Regions from separate parts of the Mus musculus genome. Here regions 2, 3 and 4 are each linked to region 1. The links are chromatin loops, found by intact Hi-C in ENCODE. Cell type or tissue: heart. All regions are shown on one strand.

What was found. Hi-C counts contacts between places; a loop is a spot of excess contacts. Peaks named below come from ENCODE experiments on the same cell type or tissue, not always from the same donor. Only the 100,000 strongest peaks of a DNase experiment are listed, where the experiment ranks them.
Region 2: a loop joins it to region 1, with 4 times the contacts of the local background. A loop is called at or near these places in 28 of 42 quality-filtered maps.
Region 3: a loop joins it to region 1, with 4 times the contacts of the local background. A loop is called at or near these places in 24 of 42 quality-filtered maps.
Region 4: it touches region 1 in a loop (3-fold over the local background); 4 of 42 quality-filtered maps call a loop at or near these places.

The regions. Positions count from the first base shown.
Region 1 is chr19:10,958,424-10,960,923 of GRCm38, reverse strand. No RefSeq gene overlaps it. Among named protein-coding and RNA genes, the nearest start is that of Ccdc86, 10 kb to the right of the region's middle. In heart, a CTCF peak has its summit at 1,163 (motif pointing right); no DNase peak of the experiment used is centred here; H3K27me3 peaks cover 196 bases.
Region 2 is chr19:10,677,502-10,680,001 of GRCm38, reverse strand. It overlaps Pga5 (pepsinogen 5, group I), which reads left to right and starts at 1,931. Exons shown (of 9, transcript NM_021453.4): 1 at 1,931-2,083. The coding sequence starts at 2,031. In heart, a CTCF peak has its summit at 1,356 (motif pointing left); a DNase peak (open chromatin) is centred at 1,321; H3K27ac peaks cover 212 bases.
Region 3 is chr19:10,906,981-10,909,480 of GRCm38, reverse strand. It overlaps Prpf19 (pre-mRNA processing factor 19), which reads right to left. Exons shown (of 16, transcript NM_134129.4): 16 at 1-2,500. Among named protein-coding and RNA genes, the nearest start is that of Zp1, 12 kb to the left of the region's middle. In heart, a CTCF peak has its summit at 1,378 (motif pointing left); no DNase peak of the experiment used is centred here; H3K27ac peaks cover 841 bases.
Region 4 is chr19:10,830,520-10,833,019 of GRCm38, reverse strand. No RefSeq gene overlaps it. Among named protein-coding and RNA genes, the nearest start is that of Cd6, 1.7 kb to the right of the region's middle. In heart, a CTCF peak has its summit at 1,362 (motif pointing right); a DNase peak (open chromatin) is centred at 1,419.

The sequences.
Region 1 (2,500 bases):
CCAGTGCATCTCCAGGACAGATACACACATCTAAGCAGCCAGTCAAGGTGTGATCCAGTCCACCTCCGACACACCAGTGTCTACACAAAGTGACCTGAAAAGTTATTAGAAATATGTGCACACACACACACACACACACAAAGACAGGCATAGAGGCAGAGGCAGGCTGGTCTTTGTGAATTTAAGACCAGCCTGGTCTATAGAGTGAGTTCCAGGATACATAGTGAGAACCTATTTTTTTTTTAAGATTTATTTACGTATTATATGCAAGTACACTGTAGCTGTCTCCAGATACCCCAGAGGAGGGCATCAGATGTCATTATGGATGGTAGTGAGCCACCATATGGTTGCTGGGATTTGAACTCAGGATCTTCAGAAGAGCAGTCAGTGCTCTTAACAGCTGAGCCATCTCTCTAGCCCCGAGAACCTATCTTTAAGGGGGGGGGGGGGGAATCAAACTTTTAAGGGTAAAATCTCATTTCTAGGAAACAAGTACCCTCCCCGCTGCTGGAGTCTTTTCCTTCTCCCAGATTGAGACTCCCAGGGAAATCCCACTTCTTGGAGTCCATTGTTTGAATAGTCTGAGAGTCGGCTGGAGAAACCCGCATTTTCTCCTCAGGATATCTTCATTTCCGCCAGCCTGGTTGTACTTGGTGTGGGCTGTTAGCTCTTTATGGCAGCCGAGGGAGGCGAGAGACTGTAGCTGGACAGGTCTGGGTTCTAACAGAGAAGAGCCAGCCACACATCTGACCACTCCTCTGAACACAGGACAGGCCCTCATAACAAACACACATATTCCAGCATTGAGAATCCCTACACTCGGATGAGGCCTGGGCGCCCAGGTGGTACTTTAGGGATCGTTTTGACTGGGTCTATTCGGTGGAAAATCTGGAGACTGCCTAGACGTTAAGTTACCTGCACCGCTTGCTGGCTCGTCAATCAGCTCGAGGACAAGCCCAAGGCCTGGCAATGCGAGGCTTCTTGCCTGTCCAATCTTGCCCTCCCCTGTTCACCCTCAGGCAGGCCGAGCAACTTGCCCAGGGAGGCACCGCTACTAATGTAATAATAATTGCTCAGCGGGGGGGAGGGCCCAGTGCACATGAGAATGAATTTCTGAATTTGATTTGGGCAGTTTCTCTGACCTGTAGTTCTTTCTACTTTCTGACACTAGGTGGCACTCTAAGTCAGGATTTGCATTGATCATTCAGTAGCCCTGGAGCCCTGTAAAATAGACACTAACAGGTGAGAGGCTTTGACCTTTTCGTGTGAACGCAGCATGTCTGTGTGTTACAGCTAATAAACACCTTGGCCATCAAGCTGCACTTGTTGGGAACATTCTTTGCATTGTTGCTGTTGTCTCCGGTTAGAGACAAGTGTTTCTCTTACACACAGCAAGAGAACAAAATTCACAGAGATTAAGAAGGTGGGAGCGCTGCCCAGTGATCCAGTGCTTGCTCAAGAGAGTGGCTGCTGCCTTCTCCAAGGTCTGTCCAGGGAACAGTGGCTTTGGCATCCCCATGAGCTTGAAAGAAATGCTACTCGGCCCCTTCCCAGAGTACTGAAACTGTTTGCATTGTGACAAGGCTGCAAGCTGCCTGGTTAGGTTTGAGGAACACTGAAGTACCTCAAGCTCTTAAGCAATCATCTTCTAGAAACCTTGCAAGCCTTACAGACCTCCGGGGAGAGAGAGAAACTGCAAATGCCAGGGACTTGAAGGGGGTTAGAGAAACCAAAGGCAGGCTCTATGAGGTGACAGCTTCTTGCTCACTGAAGAGAAGTGGGAAGGCACAAGGGCAGGGATCTAAGCAGGGCCAATGCGAGAGAGGAAAGGACTCAGGGCCCTGTATAATACCCAAGCTGACATCCCCTTAAAAGGCTTCCAGTCTTATGCCTCTCCCATCCCAAAGGAATAAAGCTGTTGCTGTCCCTTTCTCGGGCACTTGATCTTCCCAAATGGATAATTAATTTTTTTTATTGAAAAATTTGTTTTTCATTCAATATACTCAGATCATATTTTTCTCCTCTCCCAGTTGCTCCCAGATCCTTCCCACCTCCCTACCCATCCAACCCTATGTTGTTGTTGTTGTTGTTGTTGTTGTTGTTGTTGTTGTTCTTCTTCTTCTTCTTCTTCTTCTTCTTCTTCCTTCTCTCTCTCTCTCCCTCCCTCTCTCCCTCCCTCCCTCTTTCCCTCCCTCCCTCAAACCACACACACACCTACAAAAACAGAAGTCAAAAGAGGCAAAACAAAACAATAATACAAAAAGAAATCCCTAACAAAGCAAAATGAGAGGGAAAAGTCTACAGAAATACTACTCAGTTTGGCTTGGTTTTTGTTGGCCAGCTACTCCTGGACATGGGGACTGTCCTATAGTGTGGTTAATATACCTGGTGAGATTCCTTCAAACAAATCTGGTTCTTTTTACTCCAGCCAACTGATGGCAATTGCTGTTGTTTAACAAGCCATCCCAAGACTTAGTGGTATAAAAATAACTGTGGATGA
Region 2 (2,500 bases), 280 kb after region 1:
TGTCATATAAAACTTATTTCATAACTTTAATAATTTTTTTTCCTTTCTTGGGGTCCCAGTGTTGGCTCTATTTCATTTTCTAATAATTTCTTCAAACTTTCTTTGCAAATCAAGCATTGATCTGGAACTACCATTGTGTAGCTACTGCATTGTTTCCAAGATGAGCACACACAGCATGCACCTGGGCCCTTAGGACTGAGCTGTGCTGTGCTGTGCTGTCCCATGCCTCAATTTTTAATTGTTTAAGAATCATTACATCAGCCGGGCGTGGTGGCGCATGCCTTTAATCCCAGCCCTTGGGAAGCAGAGGCAGACAGATTTCTGAGTTCAAGGCTAGCCTGGTCTACAAAGAGGACAGCCAGGGCTATACAGAGAAACCCTGTCTTGAAAAAGAAGAAGAAGAAGAAGAAGAAGAAGAAGAAGAAGAAGAAGAAGAAGGAGGAGGAGGAGGAGGAGGAGGAGGAGGAGGAGGAGGAGGAGGAGGAGAAGGATCATTACATCAAGGAACATCTAGTTTCACAGAATTCACCAGAGTAGAAGGAGAAAGAAGTAAGAAAGTCAGATATAATAGAATAATTATGCATACCAAGGTCAACTGAAAAGCAGTCACACACAAATAAAATCTATATAGCCATTGTCTAGGGCTAATGTTAGAAGAAATGGAACAACTGTTTTTTACAAAGAGCTGCCATGGGCTACTGAGATGTCTCCATCCTAGCCTACTTCAGGCAGTCCCTTATTTCAGATAGCAGGTCCCCTGGAGGGATGTGTCTCCTGTTTCTCAGGGTCCCAGACGCCATCCTTTTCTACAAGGAGCTGCTATGGGTTTCTGAGATGTCTCCATCTCTGCCTACTGCAGGCAGTCCCTGTCATTGTATGCTGTCCCCAGCACCCTATTACAGCTCCCCTGATAGGACCCTGATTTGTCTGCCCATCCAGACGAGCAAATAAATATTCTTCTAAGCATTTTGTCAGAAAAACACCTCTGGGAGCCTTTGGCCTGGGATACATATGTTTACCTCCTTAAACTGGCACTACAGCATAAAATACAGACTAATACTCTTCTCCCCACAGGAGTCCAAGATTCTTCATGGTGTCCCTGTTGCACACTCTGGGATGAAGTGTCTTCTCATTTGCAGGGAGCAACTTAGGAGCCAGGAACAGTGTGTGAAAACCAAAGTGCATGCATCATAATACCCCAGCTGCTAACATTTAAAGAGCAGGAATTTTACATAAAAAAAAAAAAAAATCCAGGCTCTGACTTCTCTCAAAAATGTGGCCAACTTGGCATCTTGGCTTCCTTCCAGCCTGGCACTGGCAGGTCAGAGCTGACTCAAGACTGCCCCCTTGTGGTAAGATAATATGGCATCATGCCCACCATGGCCACCCAGACTACAACCCACTTTGCCTCCTCGGTCACTCTACGAAGGCAAGGACTAGCTGCCTATCTTCTTTTGGTTTTTAAAGAAAAATAAACTTTTTAAAAGTCTTCCACTTATCATGGATACATTTTACATTTACTGTTGTATTTATGTGTTTGTTTGTTTGATGTGGGTGGGTGGGTGCCTCTACCACAGAGGTGTATGGAGGTTAAACTTGGCCCTGGCTATCAAACTCAGGTTGTCAGACTCGGCCTTCTGTTCCTGCCAGCAACCCACTCTCTAATGAGGACAGGCCAGTGAGGAGCTGGTGGGATCTGACCAGCAGAGAGGCACCTGGCACTTACCTTTGTCACTTTATCCACAGTGTCTTTATCACCAAGATAGCAAGAGTCTCTCCACTCTGTGAAATCAGGTGACTTGGTGCTACCTTCTCAGCCACGAAAACTCCCTAGATTCTGAGAATTTTTAGCCCTTTCCTCTCCTGACGAGGGTAAAGATGTTATCAGGGCAAGTTTGCATTTCTTATCAGGCCCCATTAGTGGCCCTCCAGGGTCTGATTAGAGCAGGCCAGACGAACTTAATAAGCAGTTCTCCACACAGCTTCAGGCCCAGAACTTCTCCCTAGCACCTTAAGCCTGAGAAGGGATCATGAAGTGGCTCTGGGTCCTTGGGCTTGTGGCCCTCTCAGAGTGCTTGGTCAAGTAAGTACAAACCGACAGCTATCAGCGGTCTTCCTGGCCTCTTTTTCTCTCCTGTAAAACTGTCTGACCCTCTCATCCCCTGCCCATCCCATGGTGAAGGAGGAAATGAAATCCCCAGTGGCCTTCATAACCTCCAGGTGTCCATTCATCAGTGATAGCTTGCCAAGAACACTGGAAGGCCCAGAAGTCTTGGGGCTAGTGTGCAGCAGCAGAAGTCACATCATGGGCTGTGTGGGTGTCTCTTACCAAAATCCTTACGTGTACAACTTGTGCATCTGTAGGGGTATAGCTGCTACACTGTCTTTTAGGTCTCTCTCAGAATGTCTGTCTGTCTGTCCATCCGTCCATCCCTATAGATCCCTCCTCCACCTCTCTGAGAGTCTCAGTGTCCACAGACCTCTATCTCTCTTTGGGCTC
Region 3 (2,500 bases), 51 kb after region 1:
GCAGGCACATTTAATGCAAAAGGCCTTTTCTGTTCCAATAATGGGCAGCAATACCAGACCAGTCTTTAAAAGTAAACAACAAAAATGCCAAATTTTATTTTTATATCCTTTAAGTCACTGTTGAACTAACGTGGGGGGTGGTGGGGAGAAAGTCACACAGATGTGATGAAAATAAAAACAAAACCTCTGGGAAGTAAAAACAGCTTCTAATTTGGGAACTCTGGGGGTTGGGGTGGGGGCCTTCTTCAGAATGCTGACAATGTTGACATTCCGCCTGGATGAGAACGGGGAGCCTGCCAAAGGCAGAAGTCTAGATGTAGGCCTCTGAGAGGGGAGCCTGCAGAGACTCAATCCACAGACTTAGGGCAAGAGGACAGACCAGAGCACCAATGTAGGCGGTGAGGAATTGCCTGTCAGGTGCTGGTGTGGACTAGAGAGAATTCTGCTGTAACAATGAGAACTGTAATCTCTCTTTCCAATGTGTGCCATCCAAATCCTTAGCGTGGGGCTAGGCGGGCAGAGGAATCCTTCAAGCTTCAGTCCTGCCTGGATCCTGCTTCATCTTGCCTCCCTGGCTGGACTGATGAGCTGTTGGTTTTGTGCAGCTTGCTTTTTGCTTTTGCAAGACAGGACTCTCTATGTAGTCCTAGTTGTCCTGGATCTCACTCTGTAGACCAGGCTGGCCTTGAACTCAGATCTGCCTACCACTGAGTGCTGGCATTTAAGGTGTGCACCACTACACTCAGCTGGATTGATTAAGTTTTAACATCGGGCTTAAAGATGGAGAAGTCAGCCAGAGAATGGTGGTGCAGGCCTTTAATCCCAGCACTTGGTAGGCAGAGGCAGGCAGAGGCAGGCAGATTTCTGAGATTGAGGCCAGCCTGGACTACAGAGTTCCAGGACAACCAGTGCTATATAGAGAATCCCTGCCCTGTTGCGAAAAACCAAGAAAAAAAAAAAGATGGAGAAGTTAGGTCAAACCTTAACACCATTAGGGTCAAGCACTAAGGGCCACCTTAACTGTTACCAACAGCCATACCAAAGCAGGGACAGTCACTGGTTACTGAGGGCCACCCTGTGCTCCTTGCAATAGCTTACTACCAGCTCTCTTAGCACTACCAGGTAGGCACCACAAACAGGTAGAGACAGACACAAGACTCATTGTAAAAAGGTATAGTTAGGAGTTAAACTGAGGCTTGATGCCAAAGTCCATACTAACTATGACCCTACACTCCCAAGACCCATGAAGGAGGTCATTAGCTATCCATTGCTGTCTCAGCTTTGTCTCTGAAACTATGCTTTAAAATCACAGGCAAAGGCCAAGTCTTAGGCTTCTCTGACATTCACCTGCAGAAAGGAATTAGCACCGCCTGCTGGCTAGAGGCATGCTTTGCAGCTCAGCCAAGGTACTAGGTTGGTTGGGAGCTAGTGTTAATTTCCCTGCACCTAGGTGACCTTGTAGTTGGCACTCCAAGTTCAAGCGCAAGTTCAAGCTGTCAGTTCAACAGCTAAGGGACATAGTTTTGAACATCCAGAGGTTCAAATGTTCATCGGGTACAGTAAGCACTGACCCACTTCATAGCAAACACATTCTCTTTGGCACCAGACCCTGTGATGCTCCTAGACCCTACCTACTAGGATTGTGTGGCCTACAAATGAGTCCAGGAAGATGGAGCCCTTTAGGATCCATCAAGCCCCAAATGAAAGCTTGCTTTTATTGTGTCACCTTCCATCACAGTAGCTGCAACTACTAGCAAGAAACCTTCAAGATTAGGCTGACTGGGAATGCTCCCTCATACAAGGGGTGGGTGGAGGGGTCACTCAGCGGACTTCCAGACATCCGTTCCTGTACTTCCTGCCCTAACTGCATGCACTCTCTCACTGTCCTGTGAGGTGGTACTATACAAACTATGCCCTATAAGGAGGGGTGGCTATGTGTTTACATCTCTGGTGTATGTCAGGGCTCCCCTGTGCACATGCCACACACTTCACACACAACTTCAGGCTGACCAGAAAGGCTTTCCCACATCTTGTCTTTCACTATCTTTTTAGGTGGATCATAAAACTGCACATTAACATCTAACAACCACTCAATGGCTTTGTACTGGCCAGCTTTGGGGACCAGTTTATGCCCAGGATGTCCCAGGCCATGCCCTCAACCTCCCCTCTCCCTTCACTGGCACTGCACTAGCACCTGCAGACACCTGCAGACATCAGCCCATCTCTTACTTAGTTGTTGAAACGGATTTCACATTTACCCTGTTACCGAAGAACTGTAAGACACAATTTTTTAAAGACCACACTTCACTGGGCAATGGTGGCACATGCCTTTAATCCCAGCACTCAGGAGACAGAGTGAGTTCTAGGACAGCCAGGGCTATAAAGAGAAACCCAGCCTTCAAAGAAAAAGGAAATAAAACTGCTTGAGGGCATGTTCAACTAGAGCAATCCCACGAGAAGCCACAGCTTCTTCAGTCCAGAATGGATGTCAGTGTGAGGA
Region 4 (2,500 bases), 130 kb after region 1:
AACTGTTCACACTGAAGAAACTGTCAGGCAGTGTTTTGAATGGGAAAATAGCAAGCCTGTCACATCAAGGGAAACAACTGGTGGTCGTTGTTGCTACTGATGGAACTGGAGCTTTTAAGTGAAAACTCTGAGTTTTAGAAAACCCTGCCACCATGATATAGACAGATTCCCAGCAATTGAAGTTCCTGGACGGGGTCAGAGATATAGTGACTTTGATTTCCTGATATTGTGCAATAAAGTGCATTGATATTTGATAGAGGTAAATAATTCTTAATTTGGCGAACCAGTCTGTTCCAGATGACCCATGCATGTTAGTACAAAACTGTAAGTGGGGAAAGACATATTTAAAGCACAGGATGGGTGACTGGGTTTCAATGTTAGTCTCTGTGAAGCTATGATGGTGTTAAATTCCACATCATGATTCACCTTCAGCAACCCTGTCTTAAATATGCATGTAAGTATGTATGTATGTATATGTATATATGCATACACACACACACACACACACATATATACATACACACACACATGGAATGGGGTGTGCACATGCCATGACACAATGCACGGAGTTGGACTACTTCTGTGGGCTTTAAAACCCATTCCTTTGTCATTTTGCTGGGCCAAGTTCATGGAGAGATAGTGAAAATGCCTGCATTACTCAAGTACAGAGAGCCACTGGTGTCCCTTGAAAATCAAGAGCCAAAGGTCTTGGTTCTAAGAGTTAAAAATAAACAATGACCTCACTGACTTGAGCATCCAACTGGACACATCCTCTAGCTTCCTGCTCTGAGCTTCACGCCCACGAAGCATGAGTGGCTTGGTCCTTCTAGCCACAATAACACTCACCCTCTGCTGTCCTGCCTTGAGGTACCCAGTTCCTGTACCAGGAGCACCTACCCCTGTACCTCCCTCTGCCACTGAAACCAGCCCTTTCTTTCTATTCCGTCTTTTTCTTTTGTCTTTGGGGAAGAATCCCTTTCCACTCTGGTTTTGGAGCCACTAATTTTTTTTTTTTTTTTTTTTTTTTTTTTTAGTGCGTGTCTGTGTGGGTGAATGTGTGGAGGTCAGACGTCAGAGGGAGATTTGCAGAAGTCAGTTTCCTCCTTCTACCATGTGACATGGGTCCGTGGGTCCCAAGGATTGAACTCAGTCCATCACACTTGGCACCAAGCACCTTTACCCACGGAGCCATCTCACTCTTGAGAATGTATGCTTCTTGAAAGCAGGGAAGTTGTTTCATCTCTTTTCTTCCCTTGGAGTGACACTCCCAAGCCTCCAGAGATGAGTGGAGTGGAATCTGGAAGCCCGACAAAACTGCCTATGCCCCGGGGCCCTTTGTGTTGCCAGACACTCTTCACTAGAGGGCGCCCTCAGCCGGTACCAGGACAGAGTCCTGTCCCTCTCTCCCTCTGAGATGGGCGGGGTCTCACTGTGGGAGGAGCCTGATTCACTATGGCTTCCCAATTTGCCACATCAGATATCCCCCTCAGCTGGTGGGACACTCCTACTAGTGGGAGAAATCCTCTCCATTACACAAGTGGAGAAATGAAAACAAGCTAGAATGGAGGAAGTGGAGTACCAAAAAATGTTGTATGAGGCATGGCTGGAATCTGGAACCAGTCTCTTTCTAGACTCTAGGGTTCTGCTTAGAGACAAATTATCCATTCCCACATTCTCTCAACAAAACCTATTTAACACCTACTATGTGTTACGAGGGGGGGCTCATTGGTGAGCTAAATGCACAGTCTACTTTCTAGCCTGGTTCAGCACGCCTAGGCAGCCTGGTCCTTCCCGCTCTAGCCCTTTCCTCCCGAATCTTTTCCTTCCCCAGCAGCCTCCCTGCACAGCCATCTGCTGAAACTCCGCTTGCCCTCTTGCCCAGGACACAAACAGCGAGCAGTCCTCAAAGATGGGATCCAGATTCTTTGGCACCTCTGTGCAACTCCCACCTGGGTTGGGGCACGTGGAGGTGGGGGGGAGTCCTTCTCTGAGACCCCCTATTCTTTGGGGTTTCCTTTGGAAAAGCTTAGGCCCTTGCTACGTGCACCCCAGGACTGGGGAAATGGTTCAGTAGTTTGCCAAAGAAGCATGAGAAGCAGAGCTCAGACTGTCAGGACCTACACAAAAGCCCTGCAGGTATGGCAGCCTCCTGAGATCCCAGCACTTAGGAGGCAGAGATGGGGACCTCCAGCGTAAGCTGGCGAGCTAAACTTGTGGAATCAGGAGCTCTAGATACAGTGAGAGACCCAACCTCGATAAATAACAGAGAACAATTGAATTGAAGAAGACTACTCTGACATCAGCTTCAAACTTACATACACACACACACAGACACACACACACACGCACAAATATACACACACATAGATACACACATTCATACATGTGCATATACACTACGCATACCATATGCTCACACACACACTTGCACACACATGCACACACATGCACATACTTTCTCTCACAAACATACACACACATGAATGAACACACACACACA